Linked DNA regions of Homo sapiens: region 2 is linked to region 1. A link is a contact called in ENCODE Hi-C or POLR2A ChIA-PET data. All regions are on one chromosome and are shown on one strand. The core of a region is the stretch at or near the end of the contact, and the rest is flanking DNA. Distances in the headings are between cores, read along the strand shown. Region 1 overlaps MESD (mesoderm development LRP chaperone). Region 2 has its middle 37 kb from the start of ABHD17C.

Region 1 (7,640 bases), core at 4,617-7,116:
TTAATCTATGAAAAACCATGAGTTTCTCCTGATACCTTCAATTCCAGCCTAATACCACAGGGCTCATTCTTCCCCCTTTCATGTTTGTAACTTACTTCCCAGAAGTTAAGAACCTGGCTCTCATTACCCTCAATATGTTTACTCCTTTTCTCAATCCTAGAGGTCACATAAGATAGTCTCAGAATTGCTAGCCCATACCACTACAGAAAACAAACCTGCTAACTGGAATTGAATATTTTTGTACAATGCCTATTAAGTGAAATGGGTATACATGGAGTGCAGATTTTAAGTATACAGTGCAAAGAGGGAGTATTTCTTTTCTTTTTTTTTTTTTCTTTTAAGACAGGGTCTCGTTCTGTCTCCCAGGCTGGAATGCAGTGGCATAATTATAGCTTACTGCAGCCCTGATCTCCTGGGCTCAAGTGATCCTCGTGTCTCAGCCTCCTGAGTAGCTAGGACTACAGGCACCTGCCGCCACACCTGACTAATTTTTAAATTTTTTTTAAGAGATGGGATCTCACTATGTTGCCCAGGCTGATCTCAAATTCCTGGGCTCAAGCAATTCTCCCACCTCAGCCTACTGAGTAGCTGGGACTACAGGTGTGCCTCACTGTAGCTGGGACTACAGGTGTGCATTGCCATACCTGGCTACTTTTAAATTTTTTTTTAGAGACAGTCTTACTGTGTTGCCTAGGCTGATGTCGAACTCCTGGCCTCAAGTGATCGTTTTACCTCAGCCTCCCAAAGTGCTGGGATTACAAGGTAAGCCACAGTGCCTGGCCTGCAATAAATTTTGATAAATGGATATATCTGTGTAATCTACACCCCTGTCAAAATGTAGAACATTTTCATCACCCCAGAAAAGTTCTCTTGTGTCCATTCTCAGTTAATCCTCCCTTGTCCCCCCTTCTACAGGCAACACTGTTCTAATTTCTGTTACCCTAGATTAGTTTTGCTCATTCTTGAATTTTAAATAAACGGAATTGCATAGTAAATCTTATTTTGTATCTGGCTTCTGTCACTTAACATTTTTGGGATTTGTTAGATGTATCAGTATTTGTTCTCTGTTGCTGTGAAGTATTTCATTGTGTGACCATACCAGAATGTGGCCATTTTTACAGCCTACCATGTTGGGTAGATTGTATGAGAGTTTAAAAGCTCTAGAAACCCATCACATGGGGGCGCTCTGTGATTGGTAACCTGGGTGTGGGTAGTATGTGCTGCCTGAAACTTAGACTATCTTGAAAGTTAAGAAGAGGAAGAAAACCCCTGGTTTTCCTTTTTATGTTGTAATTTAAGTCATATACATGCACCTGACATCATGCAGAAGTTTTTGCCTGTGCCAGTTGAAAAGCAAGATTCTGATGATAGGTTTGATGCTTTTCCCCTAATCTGATAGAAAGATGATGACATTGAAGAAGGAGATCTTCCAGAGCACAAGAGACCTTCAGCACCTGTCGACTTCTCAAAGATAGACCCAAGCAAGCCTGAAAGCATATTGAAAATGACGAAAAAAGGGAAGACTCTCATGATGTTTGTCACTGTATCAGGAAGCCCTACTGAGAAGGAGACAGAGGAAATTACGAGCCTCTGGCAGGGCAGCCTTTTCAATGCCAACTATGACGTCCAGAGGTAAAGCAGCAACAACCAGCTGAGAGACTCATAGGCTGTGCTCGGTCTTTTCTTTATTATTATTATTAATTATGATGATGATGATGATTTTTTTGAGACAGAGTTTTGCTCTTGTTGCCTAGGCTGGAGTGCAGCGGCGTGATCTCGGCTCACTGCAACCTCCGCCTCCCTGGTTCAAGCGATTCTCCTGCCTCAGCCTCCCGAGTAGCTGGAACTACAGGCGCCCGCCACCATGCCTGGCTAATTTTGTATTTTTAGTAGAGACAGGGTTTCACCATGTTGGCCAGGCTGGTCTTGAATTTCTGACTTCAGGTGATGCACCCGCCTCAGCCTCCCTAAGTGCTGGGATTACAGGCGTGAGCCACCACACCTGGCCCTGTGCTGGGGCTTTTCCTGAGGCTCTTAACAGGGTGTCCTTTCTGGCCGTATTTCCCAAGGGCCTCTGCCTTTCCTTTCTAGGTTTTCTTTTAAAATTATTTATCTATCTAGTTTGTTTTTTTTTTTTTTTTTTTTGAGACGGAGTCTCACTGTGTTGCCCAGGCTGGAGTGCAGTGGCGCAGTCTCAGCTCACTGCAAGCTCCGCCTTCCCGGTTCACGCCATTCTCCTGCCTCAGCCTCCCGAGTAGCTGGGACTACAGGCACCTGCCACCACGCCCAGCTAATTTTTTGTATTTTTAATAGAGACGGGGTTTCACCGTGTTAGCCAGGATGGTCTCAATCTCCTGACCTCGTGATCTGCCTGCCTCAGCCTCCCAAAGTGCTAGGATTACAGGTGTGAGCCACTGCACTCAGCCTATCTAGATTTTTTTAATGTAAAGAAGAGCGTTGCCGGGTGCAGTGACTCACTTCTGTAATCCCAGCACTTTGGGAGGCTGAGGTGGGCGGATCACGAAGTCAGGAGATCAAGATCATCCTGGCCAACGTGGGGAAACCCTGTCTCTACTAAAAATACAGAAAAATTAGCGGGGCATGGTGATGCACGCCTGTAATCCCAGCTACTCCAGAGGCTGAGGCAGGAGAATCGCTTGAACCTGGGAGGCAGAGGTTGCAGTGAGCCGAGATTGCGTCACTGCACTCCAGCCTGGCGGCAGAGCAAGACTCCATCTCGGGGAAGAAAAAAAAAAAAAAAGGGCATTTATTGTTGGTAAAAGCAGTTAAGTTTTTGTTTTTATTTTTTGAAGAGGCGAGGTCTCACTATGTTGCCCAGGCTGATCTTGAACTGCTGGCCTCAAGTGATCCTTGCACCTCAACCTCCCAAAGTGCTAGGATTACTGTCACTGGCAACCATGCCTAGTGTGTGTTTTTTTTTAATATCTCAGTTGATCCTAAAGTTTTATTTATCTTTGGATCTTTAGCTTTTATTTCATCTGAACAGAAGGGTGTATAGCTTAGTTTAGACTCTTTGAGGGACAAAGTTAATAGTTTGACAGCTTCAGCTAGAAGTTTCTGCTCAGTGGAAAGTGCTTTGTGTGTAGCTATGTTCACACATAGAGCTTGGACCATGCTGTTAACCGATAACTAATTTAGTATGAAGAGGCTCAGTTTTCACACTTGAGTATGGTCCTGAGGTACAATTTTAAGAAATCTGCTTCTTTTTCCTCAAAAACAGTTCTGAAATTTGGGGTCTGCAAATATTCTGGTTTAGGAAATATAAAAGCAATGACAAGAAATGGGAGGAGTACTTAGAGAGTGTCCGGCCAGCAAAATATTTTCAATTAGCTTAAATAGACACCTAGACAGAACAAATAAATGTCTTGGTGATGTCTGCTCCAGAAGGCCCACTGGTCTCTGTGGAGTGGTGGGAGCATTAGAAACTGAAGGGGGAACGCGTGGTGTAGTCCCTAAGGAACAGAAGAATCTTGCCCGCTGGCCACACTAGGGCTCCACCCAGGCCTCATTCTTTCCGCTTTGTTCCTTGGGACCTTTCGAGTGTGGACGAGCTGGGCAGCTTGCTGCTAAGCTCAAGGGCTAGGATTTTTGTCCAACAACCAAGTGTCCTCTTGAGTCCTTCATAGCCTCTTATCATGACCCACTCTAAGCCATTGGTTTTCCACCTTTATCAGCAGAAGTCTTTTGTCCCATAAAAGTGTAACTGGACACTCTAGAATATAAAACAGATACAGATCAGATCGAAGCTGCCTCTTTACCTCCCCAGCAGCAGCCCCTGAGCCACCTCTGCAGTGTCCTAGGGAGGTTTTCCAAATGTTCACTTTTAACACGGGCATCCATTTATACAACAAAGGAACATCCAGTGTCTGTTTCTATTTTGATCTGAGCTGGATGTTTAATAGTTCAGCAAGCTAGTATTTTAATACATGAGATATCAGTAGCTGCTAGGCTTTGGAAAATCCAATTTTTCATTCCATATTCATGTAGAATTTGAAATAAACTGATAAGTGCCAGAGAATTGCTCTGACCCCTTAGCACCTTACTAGTACGTGCTGGCTGACTGATTGCATCTCTCTGCCCAAGGTTCATTGTGGGATCAGACCGTGCTATCTTCATGCTTCGCGATGGGAGCTACGCCTGGGAGATCAAGGACTTTTTGGTCGGTCAAGACAGGTGTGCTGATGTAACTCTGGAGGGCCAGGTGTACCCCGGCAAAGGAGGAGGAAGCAAAGAGAAAAATAAAACAAAGCAAGACAAGGGCAAAAAAAAGAAGGAAGGAGATCTGAAATCTCGGTCTTCCAAGGAAGAAAATCGAGCTGGGAATAAAAGAGAAGACCTGTGATGGGGCAGCAGTGACGCGCTGTGGGGGGACAGGTGGACGTGGAGAGCTCTTTGCCCAGCTCCTGGGGTGGGAGTGGTCTCAGGCAACTGCACACCGGATGACATTCTAGTGTCTTCTAGAAAGGGTCTGCCACATGACCAGTTTGTGGTCAAAGAATTACTGCTTAATAGGCTTCAAGTAAGAAGACAGATGTTTTCTAATTAATACTGGACACTGACAAATTCATGTTTACTATAAAATCTCCTTACATGGAAATGTGACTGTGTTGCTTTTTCCCATTTACACTTGGTGAGTCATCAACTCTACTGAGATTCCACTCCCCTCCAAGCACCTGCTGTGATTGGGTGGCCTGCTCTGATCAGATAGCAAATTCTGATCAGAGAAGACTTTAAAACTCTTGACTTAATTGAGTAAACTCTTCATGCCATATACATCATTTTCATTATGTTAAAGGTAAAATATGCTTTGTGAACTCAGATGTCTGTAGCCAGGAAGCCAGGGTGTGTAAATCCAAAATCTATGCAGGAAATGCGGAGAATAGAAAATATGTCACTTGAAATCCTAAGTAGTTTTGAATTTCTTTGACTTGAATCTTACTCATCAGTAAGAGAACTCTTGGTGTCTGTCAGGTTTTATGTGGTCTGTAAAGTTAGGGGTTCTGTTTTGTTTCCTTATTTAGGAAAGAGTACTGCTGGTGTCGAGGGGTTATATGTTCCATTTAATGTGACAGTTTTAAAGGATTTAAGTAGGGAATCAGAGTCCTTTGCAGAGTGTGACAGACGACTCAATAACCTCATTTGTTTCTAAACATTTTTCTTTGATAAAGTGCCTAAATCTGTGCTTTCGTATAGAGTAACATGATGTGCTACTGTTGATGTCTGATTTTGCCGTTCATGTTAGAGCCTACTGTGAATAAGAGTTAGAACATTTATATACAGATGTCATTTCTAAGAACTAAAATTCTTTGGGAAAAACCCTCAATTGTGATTTTAATAAATTAAAAGTAGCACATTACATGGTTAGAAAATGTCAGTGTTAAAGAATGGTACAAAGTGAAAAGTGTATCCCTCTCTTGCCGCCGGTGGTAGCTTGTCCCAGTGGAAGCTGCTGTTAACAATTTGTGCCCCCACATCCCCCTCCCTGCCCATCCACCAAAAAAAAGTACATTTACTTATGTAAATGTACTTATGGTGATGTATGTTTGTTTTGGCCTCACAGCATCTGTTTCCCCTTAATTTGGTAGCTGCTCACATTTCCCTCGAAAGAACCACACCCTCTGCATTCTCAGTTCTCTGCTTTGGATGGGACATTTGCCCTGCAGTCCCCCCACCCTCCAGGCCATGCCCTCTCCAGGGTGAGGCCTGTGTGATCTACCGTACTAGGGTACTAGGCCCTGAAAGAGGCTTTTCTTGTTCCTCCTGCATCTTGAACCTGGAGCGGGAGCTGTTGTAGGCCCCGCCCTTGGAGAAGAGAACTGTCTGACAGTGGGGAGAGAGCGCCACACCCTGGTGGCATAAACGAGTCCCTGAATCATGCCGTGGCTGAACCAAGCCCTGTCTGTGGGCTTTTTCTGTTGTACTCAGGGCAGTTTGATGGGGTTACTGTCCTGCATAGCCATAATGGCCCAGTATAAAGCAGCTGTTTTGATGAGATAATTGCTTTAATTAAGCAAAAGGTAGCAAAGCTTTCACTCCGCCCTGTACCTTCTGTTTCCACTTAGGAGCCTTCCCATGTCAGAATGTGCAGATCTGTCTCATTGTTTCCTGTGCAGTGTGCCCCCACTTCACCCAGTAGTTTCTGTGTGTCTGTTATGTACTAGGTACTACAAGGTGCCAGGACGGTGTAGATACAGCCTCTGCTATCGTAAAACTCAATGATTCGGTGGGGGAAGACAAATGTCAGTAATGTACAAAGTAAAATGGCAGCTGTTAGAAGTATGAAAGGGGCAGGGTAGGGGGAGGTAGAATCTTCCCTGACCAGGTTAAGAAAACCAGAGGCCTTCTCTGAGGGCAAGAGGAGGAGAGGAGAAATAGAGTAAGGCAGGCAGAGGAAACAGTCTGAGCTAAGACCCTGTGGCTAGAAGTGGCAGAGGGAGAGGCAGCAGGAAGGCCAGCGGGGAGGCTGGGGCCCAGTGCAGGCCCAGGTTGGAGGAGCGTAGCACATGGAGTTTGGTAGGAGTTTGGGACGCCCTGGTGGATCTTAATTGTGATGGGGTGGGTGTGAAAGGCAGTCCAGGTTGCACTGGTTGCACAGGAGAAGTGATCAGAAGAGGACCCCAGCAGGTGTGAGCCGTGAGCTGGGAGGTGCTTCAGTAGTGCAGGCCATAGCTGAAGGTGTCCTACATCAGCAGGGTGATGGTGAGGTTTGAACCACTGTTTCACTGCATAGTCCCTGCTGATGGACACTTGAGTGTTCAGATTTTTTGCTGGTATATTCAGTGCTGCAGTGGACATTTTCATACAAAATATTTCGGTACACTTTTGTTTATATCTGAAAGGTAAATTCCTAGCAGTAGAATTATTAGAGCAAACGGAATTTAACATTTTGGTGTGTATTGCCAAATTGCCCTCCCAAGTGGTTTAGTCAGCTTACCCTTGCCAACAATAGATCTATCCTTGCCAGCCTTGGGCATCACATTTACCAGTTTAATAGATTGTAAAACCATATCTTAATTGGCTACCCTGAAGCCACCATACTGGAGAGGCTGCGTACAGTGTTTCACGTAGAGAGAGGGATACCCAGGAGGCCCACCTGCTCCAACCCCAGCTGCATGAGTCTTCCCAGCCCAGGCACAGACATGTGGATAAGATTTAAACATTTCCAGCCCCAGCCTTCAAGCAATCCTAGTTGACACTGAGGGGAGCCAACATAAGCTGAGCTGAGAAACAGTCTGCCCAGTCTGCAGATTCATGAGCAAAAGAAATGTTGGGCTGGGTACAGTGGCTCACGCCTGTAATCCCAGTACTTTGGGAGGCCGAGGTGGGTGGATCAGTTGAGGTCAGGAGTTTGAGACCAGCCTGGCCAACATGGTGAAGCCCTGTCTCTACTAAAAATTAGCCGAGTGTGGTGGTGCGGGCCTGTAATCCCAGCTACTCAGGTGGCTGAGGCAGGAGAATGGCTTGAACCCGGGAGGCGGAGGTTGCAGTGAGCCAAGATCAGGCCACTGCACTCCAGCCTGGATGACGGGATGAGACTCTGTCTCAAAAAAACGAAACAAAAATTTTTTAAGAGAAATGTCATTTGTTTTTGTTTTTGAGACAGGGTCTCACTCTGTTGC
Region 2 (6,790 bases), core at 589-3,088, 320 kb after region 1:
AAATAAAATAAAAAAAATATTAAAAAAGAAATAATAATGTATATTTCAAAACTGCTAAAAGTATAGATGTTTAATATTCTCACCACAAAAAAGTGATAAGTTGGTAAAGTGATTGATATGTTAATGAGCTAGATTAATCTCTACAATGCATACATTGGAGATCAAAGCATTACATTGTACTCCACAAAAATACACAATTACTTGTTAATTATAACTAATAAATTAGTAGAAGGAAGAGCCATAAGCAAAAGTACAGGAGAATTAGATGTGCATGTTGTGTGTAGCCTAATGAATATAAATGGCTTTAAATGACACTGCACCTTTGCTTTCCAACAAAAGTTAAACTTTCATTTCCCCTGATTCAATCAGCAGACTTTTACTGAGCACTTATACTGTATACGATATTGGGAGGTGAGAAGCTTTAAAGCTTTAAAAGTAATCTAAGACCCGATTTTTAACAACCTTATAAGAGCTTAAGCTCATGATGCCTTATGTTTGTTATGAGACCACAAGAAATTCTTGAAGACTTGAAGCCCAGGGATGAAAAGATTAAATAGGTGTTGTAGAAAGTTGTGATGTCTTGTATGAGGTGGTGCGGACTTCAGAGCCCTTGAGGTTAGGAGACTTCTGACCTGGTGTAGCGAAGCTGGAAATAGGGAGGAAGGGATGGAGTCAATAATTATTTCAGAAGTAGATATGACAAAACTGAAATATGGGAATGGTGAGGAAGCAGGATCAGTTGAACATGACTCAGAAATTTCTGGTTAGAGTACTGAGTGGAAGATGAAAACATTGCAGGAACACGAGATGATGAAGAGTCTGATTTTAAATGTGTCAATTTAGAGGTGCCCAGGGACATCCAGTTGGGACAATCTGATGATTCTCAGAAATATGGGCCTAGAGCCCAGGAGAGAGAAATGGAGGCTGATAATAACAAGGTGGAGTCACTGTAAATCAATCATCTCTGCCCTGGATGCCTTCCCTCCTTTCCTCTGGAAATAGAGCCTCCTTTATTCCAGGAACAGCTCCTCTATCCTACCTCACAGTCCCCACCATGAGGCTCTCTTTGGAACTGCCAAGTTCCTCCATCACCACATTCCCTGGCCACTGTTGCCTGATCCAGAGGCAGGTGTCTGACTCAAGAGAAGCTAAGTATGATTGCTTCATGGGGATGTTTTTAAAATTTAAACATCCAGCATGTACAAAAGTCTACAGAATAGCATAATGTTCAGTGTGTTGTCCTGGGTCTTAAAAAAACAAACAAACAGAATAGCATAACAGACTCCCATCTGTGTAATACCCAGCTTCAACAATGATTCATTGACCTATCTTGGTTCAGCCATACATCCATCTTTTTCCTCCGTCGTCATATTATTTTGAAGCAGTTACCAAAAATCTGGGATTTCACTCTCTGGTATTGGAAGGTGTAGGATGTAAATAGACAGGAGTGGTTTGCAGCCATGCTTCTCTCATGTTGAAAAAGCCAGTCTAAAGGAAGAAAAGATGAAACTGACATAAAGAAAAAAATAGGAAGAAAGAGTTCTGGAAGCTTTTGAGTCTGTGGTTCCCAATGTTCCAGAGTCCTCTCCACAGTTTGATTGTTCACATCTGTAGATTCTCTGAGCCCAAAATCTTCCTTCCAGCTTTAACTAGGTTGAGTAGGATATCAGTCCCTTACTACCAGGCATTCTGACTAATACATATCAGTATTCACCTAATGATTGAAGCCATCCTGGGAGGTCGTTCTCTCTTGTAAAAACAGCTTCCCTCCCCTCTGAATGTCCAAATCCTTTAACACAAAGGTCACCTCCTTCATGGCAATTTCCCTAATCCTAGTAGCAGGAAGTGGCCTCTCCTATTCCTGAATCACAGGGCACCTTATCTACACACCCTCATGGTGTGCCCTGTGTTCTCTTATTTTACAGCCATTTGGGTGCATGTGCTAGCTTTTTGCTACAAACTGTAAGCCTCTTGAAAACATACAAAAAGACTTGAAGTGGTTTTTTTTTTTATTTCTCATCTCACCTCTCAACATCATATACAGTATAAGTTCTTGGTAAAAGTCTGCTGATTGAATGAGGGGGAAAAAGTTGAACTTTTGTTGTTAAATAAAGGTGCATTTAAAGGTTGAGAGAAATGCATGGAAAGAGATTCAGGGCAATTTCCCTAGTCTTCTTACATCAATTCTGTGCAATAGAAAGGGAGTGTATAATAATCATTCAGAAATACAGTCATAATAAAACCAAGAAAGCAGCACCCTAATTATATAATATTAATTTAATGAAAACATAATGGCTACCAATATGAAACCATGGTTACTGCCTTTTTCAATAAACTCCATAATGAAAATGTACTGGACTATATTTTATTTCACCTAAAAGGAGTATGCTATGCTTTAGAGTTCTCAAGCTTTATCATGCACTGGAATCATCTGGAAGATCCTGTTAAAAGGTAGGTTCTGATTCAGTAGGTCTGGGGTGGGTTTGAGAAGATGGCTTTCTGACAAGGCGAGCTCCCCAGTGATGCTGATACTATGAGTCCATGGGCCACACTTTGAGGAACAAGAATGTATACCAGTGATTCCCAAAAGTGGCTGCCCAGTGACGCCATCACGGAGCTTCAGAAACTAATGACGCCTGTGTCCCACCCCAGATCTTGTGATTTAATTCATCTAGGGTGTGGCTAGACTTTGGAAATTTTAAAGATCTCCAAGTGATTTGAATATACAGACAAGTTTGGGAATTACTGCTCTGTTCATTACAGAATTAGACTCTGAATGGCCAGATCTGGGTTCCACCTCTGCTACTTTCAGACTGGCTGGGTTATCTTGGGAAAATCAGTTCATATCTCTGATCTTCAGTTTCTGATCTCCAACAGGGAGGTCATAAATCCATTGATCACATTTTCAAGAAACAAACTAGAGAAGGTGTAGGGGGATTTTTGTAGCCTCTAAAGTTCTGCGTGGATATGAAGAATTACTGGGAATGAGTCTGGATCAGAACTCTCCAATATGATAGCCGCTAGCCACATTCAACTATTAAGCTCTTGAAAGGTGGCTAGGATAAAATGTGGAAAATATTTAAGCCAGGCGTGGTGGCTCATGTCTGTAGTCCCAGCTACTCAGGAGGCTAAGATGGGAGGTTCTCTTGAGTCCAGGAATTCAAGGCTACAGTGAGCAATGACTGCCCCACAGCACGCCAGCCTGGGAGGCAGAGCAAGACTCCTGTCTCTAAAAAAATTTAAAAATAAAGGGGAAAAAAGAAAACATTTTAGATATCTTGGATTAAATATATTAAAATTGGCCAGGCACGGTGGCTCACACCTGTAATCGCAGCACTTTGGGAGGCCAAGGCGGGTAGATCGCCTGAGGTCAGGAGTTTGAGACCAGCCTGGCCAACATGGTAAAGCCCCATCTTTACTAAAAATACAAAAATTAGTAGGACACGGTGGCACGCACCTGTAGTCCCAGCTACAAGGGAGGCTGAGGCTGGGTAATCCCTTGAACTTGGGAGGTGGAGGTTGCAGTGAGCCAAGATTGCACCACTGCACTCCAGCCTGGGTGACAGAGTAAGACTCCTTCCCCAAAAAAAAAAAAAAAAATTAAAATTGACTTCACCTCTTTCCCTCTCCCTATTTATTTACTTAGTTTTTTTCAATCCTGCTCCTTCTGTAAGTTTTTGTTTGTTTGTTTGTTTGTTTAAGAGACAGGGCCTTGCTCTGTCACCCAGGCTGGAGTGCAGTGGTGTGATATTGGCTCACTGCAGCCTCAATTTCCTGGGCTTAAGCGATACCCTACCCTAGCCTTCTGAGTAGCTGGGACTACAGACACATGCCTGAACACCTGGCTGCCTGGCTTCCACCTGTTTGTTTGTTTGTTTGTTTGTTTGTTTGTTTTTGCAATGTGGCTATTAGCAAATGTAAACTTATATATGTGGCTCACCTTGTGTTTCTATTCAACAGTGCTGGCCTAGACTTTTTAAAGAAATGGCAGATGGCAAAAAAATTAACTTTACATTCCCAACTGCTAACACAGGAATTCTAAGTTCCTCCTAAATCCAATACAAATAAATGTTGAAAAGAATATCCTAGATGAATGAGCTATTTCAATGTGCTGTCAGTCATTAAACGGAAACATTCTTAGGATCAGGGTGGGATACACATAATATTACATACCTGGAGGTAGAGCTCAAAGGAAAGGTACACTCTATTTACAAAGGAGAAAAGAGATGGGCCATCACTGAAAACAGATGTTGTATGGAAAAAAAAAATACTAGTTTTGAGGCGGGGGGGAACAGCAAAAAAAGAGCAATCAGGAACTAATGTCTCCACCTCTCATTTTCTTGCCCATGTGCCTCCCGAGCCTTATCACAGTCCCACAAGAGAGACTGAATTCCAATGGCTGGGACTTCTTGGCCAGAGCCCAGAGCAGTAGAGAATTCTGATCTAGATTCGGGATGTGATACAACCAGCCTTGCCACTTGCAGCATGTGATTGCTTGTATTAGTGCATTTTCATGCTGCTGATAAAGACATACCCAAGACTAGGGCAATTTTACAAAAGAAAGAGGTTTAATGGACTCACAGTTCCACATGGCTGGGGAGGCCTCACAATCATGGCAGAAGGTGAAAGGCATGTCTCACATGGTGGCAGACAAGAGAAGAGAATGAGAGCCAAGTGAAAGGGGTTTCCCCTTATAAAACCATCAGATCTCATGAGACTTATTCACTACCATAAGAGCAGTATGAGGGAAACTGCCCCCATGATTCAATGATCTCCCACTGGGTCCCTCCTACAACACATGGGAATTATGGGAGCTACAATTCAAGATGAGATTTGGGTGGGGACCCAGCCAAACCATATCACTGCTGTAATTAATCCACTGTACCAGAGGATTTCATAGTAGGTAAGGACACTTTGTGAGGTAGGGGGGTCCAGCACAGCGCCCCAGGGTTCTGGAGCAAGGCCATGCCATTTGCAGCAGAGAATTCGTCACCATTTGAGAAGCAGATCCTGTGTGCTACAGGGTCCCATTTGAGACCATGCATCAGGGTTTGGACACTGGCACACCCTCCAAGTCATTAGGTAGGACGGGCACAACAGCAGTGCACAATGAAAATAGTTCATTTGCAATCTGGCCTGGATGGGTCTGGAGGGCACAAGTAAGTTCTATAAACAGGACATCTACTAGGCCAAGCGCGGTGGCTCACACTTGTAATCCTAGCACTTTAGGAGGCTGAGGCAGGAGGATTGCTTGAGGCCAGGAGTTCAGAGCCAGCCTGGGCAACATAGTGAGATTTCATCTCTACAAAAAATAAAAATAAAAAAATTAGCCAGGTGTGGTGGTGTGCACCTGCAGTCCCAGCTACTTGGGAAACTGAGGTGAGCGGATCACTTGAGCCCAGGAGTTCAAAGCTGCAGTGGGCTGTGATTGTGCCACTGTACTCCAGCCTGAGTGCCAGAGCAAGAACCTGTATAGATATATGTATATATATATATATATATATATATACACACACACATATTATATATATGTGTATATATATATACACACACATATTATATATATGTATATATATCCATATATTATATATATGTGTGTGTATATATATATCCATACAGCTCTTTAATTCATCATAATTTATTTAAGCAATCTATCCATTTGGGGACATTTGTCTTGTTTGAATTGCTGGTTATTTAAATTATTCCATGCTTAATTTCTATTCTATGCTTATAGGTTTAAAAAATGGTAACTAGTTGTTTTATTCTGCCTTTATTTAAACTTTTTTCTTATGATTTTTGCCATTTGTATTTTTTAATTAAATATCCTGTTTATTCCTTCTGTTCATATTTCTACTGGAAAAGATCAAAATTCATCTGCATAATCTTAAAAATCAAAAATTACTATAATGGCTTTAACTACGTTATTTACTTCTGTTGCACCAAGGCAATTGCTCACACCATGACCTCCTGGGGAAGGTTCCCCACAACCTCTGATAGAGGAGGGAAAAATCCAAAACTGGATCATGAATCAGTCAGCTCAATATGTTGGTTCAAGCCAAAGATGGACTGCCGCCACTATTGTCCCACTCAGGAGTGGCCCTGAAAACAGTCATAAGGGAATAGATAGCCTCTCAGTGGACAGAGCTTCTGAAGGTGCACCTGGTCATCAACTTGATATGGAGGGAAAAGAAAAGAAAATATACTAAGGAAATGGAACAGGCTTGCCACGTGGTGTTGGTTACCTGTTTCGTTTGTGGTTATGAAGTCTAAGCTGAACCAGTCACCCAGGTTCTGCACCTTTTCTCTGGTGACAGTCAGATAATTGGAAGCAAGTACAAAGAAATCTAAAAGTTGCATTCAACCAGGGTTGGAGTTCTGCCAGGCAAATATGATAAGGGGAAAAAGGCACAGGGGAGATGAAGGCATTTTAAGGAACTGATTGTAATGATGAGAAATGAAGACACGAGGGAAGTAATGGGATATTGAAAATTTAATGTGGAAAAGAAGGAGGGGAAATCAATGGATTTAGTCTAATAATTGTTGAAGTGGGGTATTAGAGAAAGTAAGCTCGGAAGAGAGAAAGATGTTTGAAAGGAAGTTTTCAGAAAAGGTGAATTTACCAGGGGTACTTGGTCTAGAGTATGGCAATGGGAAGAGGGGATTGTGCTAGGGTAGAGGGAAGGAGGTTAAGGAATTGAAGGGCTAAGGGAGTGAAGAGTTAGAGACTGAAATCATCAAGAATTAAAGCCCACATGAGGTTAGAGAGGAAGACAGCAAGCCAGTAGGCCAA

What was found. A loop is a pair of places that touch in the nucleus more often than their neighbours do. ChIA-PET counts read pairs that join two places held with the same protein, here RNA polymerase II (POLR2A). Pooled maps may share reads with other maps.
Region 2: a loop to region 1 is called in a map of posterior vena cava, with 4 times the contacts of the local background. The contact joins two enhancer-like sites. A Hi-C loop is called at or near these places in 7 of 168 maps with a recorded cell type or tissue (Caco-2, HepG2, MCF 10A and 3 more) and 4 of 50 pooled maps. POLR2A ChIA-PET finds 5 or more read pairs at or near these places in 2 of 52 experiments (MCF 10A and WTC11).

The regions. Positions count from the first base shown.
Region 1 is chr15:80,975,942-80,983,581 of GRCh38, reverse strand. MESD (mesoderm development LRP chaperone) reads left to right here. Exons shown (of 3, transcript NM_015154.3): 2 at 1,400-1,632; 3 at 4,105-7,640. The coding sequence ends at 4,363. Among named protein-coding and RNA genes, the nearest start is that of MESD, 10 kb to the left of the region's middle. RefSeq lists silencers at 4,560-4,854, 5,720-6,014. Within about 2 kb of position 5,866, at least 6 of the 41 ENCODE cell types and tissues checked have a DNase peak (open chromatin) inside an H3K27ac peak, as active enhancers do.
Region 2 is chr15:80,654,564-80,661,353 of GRCh38, reverse strand. No RefSeq gene overlaps it. Among named protein-coding and RNA genes, the nearest start is that of ABHD17C, 37 kb to the left of the region's middle. RefSeq lists an enhancer at 6,712-6,790. Within about 2 kb of position 1,838, at least 2 of the 41 ENCODE cell types and tissues checked have a DNase peak (open chromatin) inside an H3K27ac peak, as active enhancers do.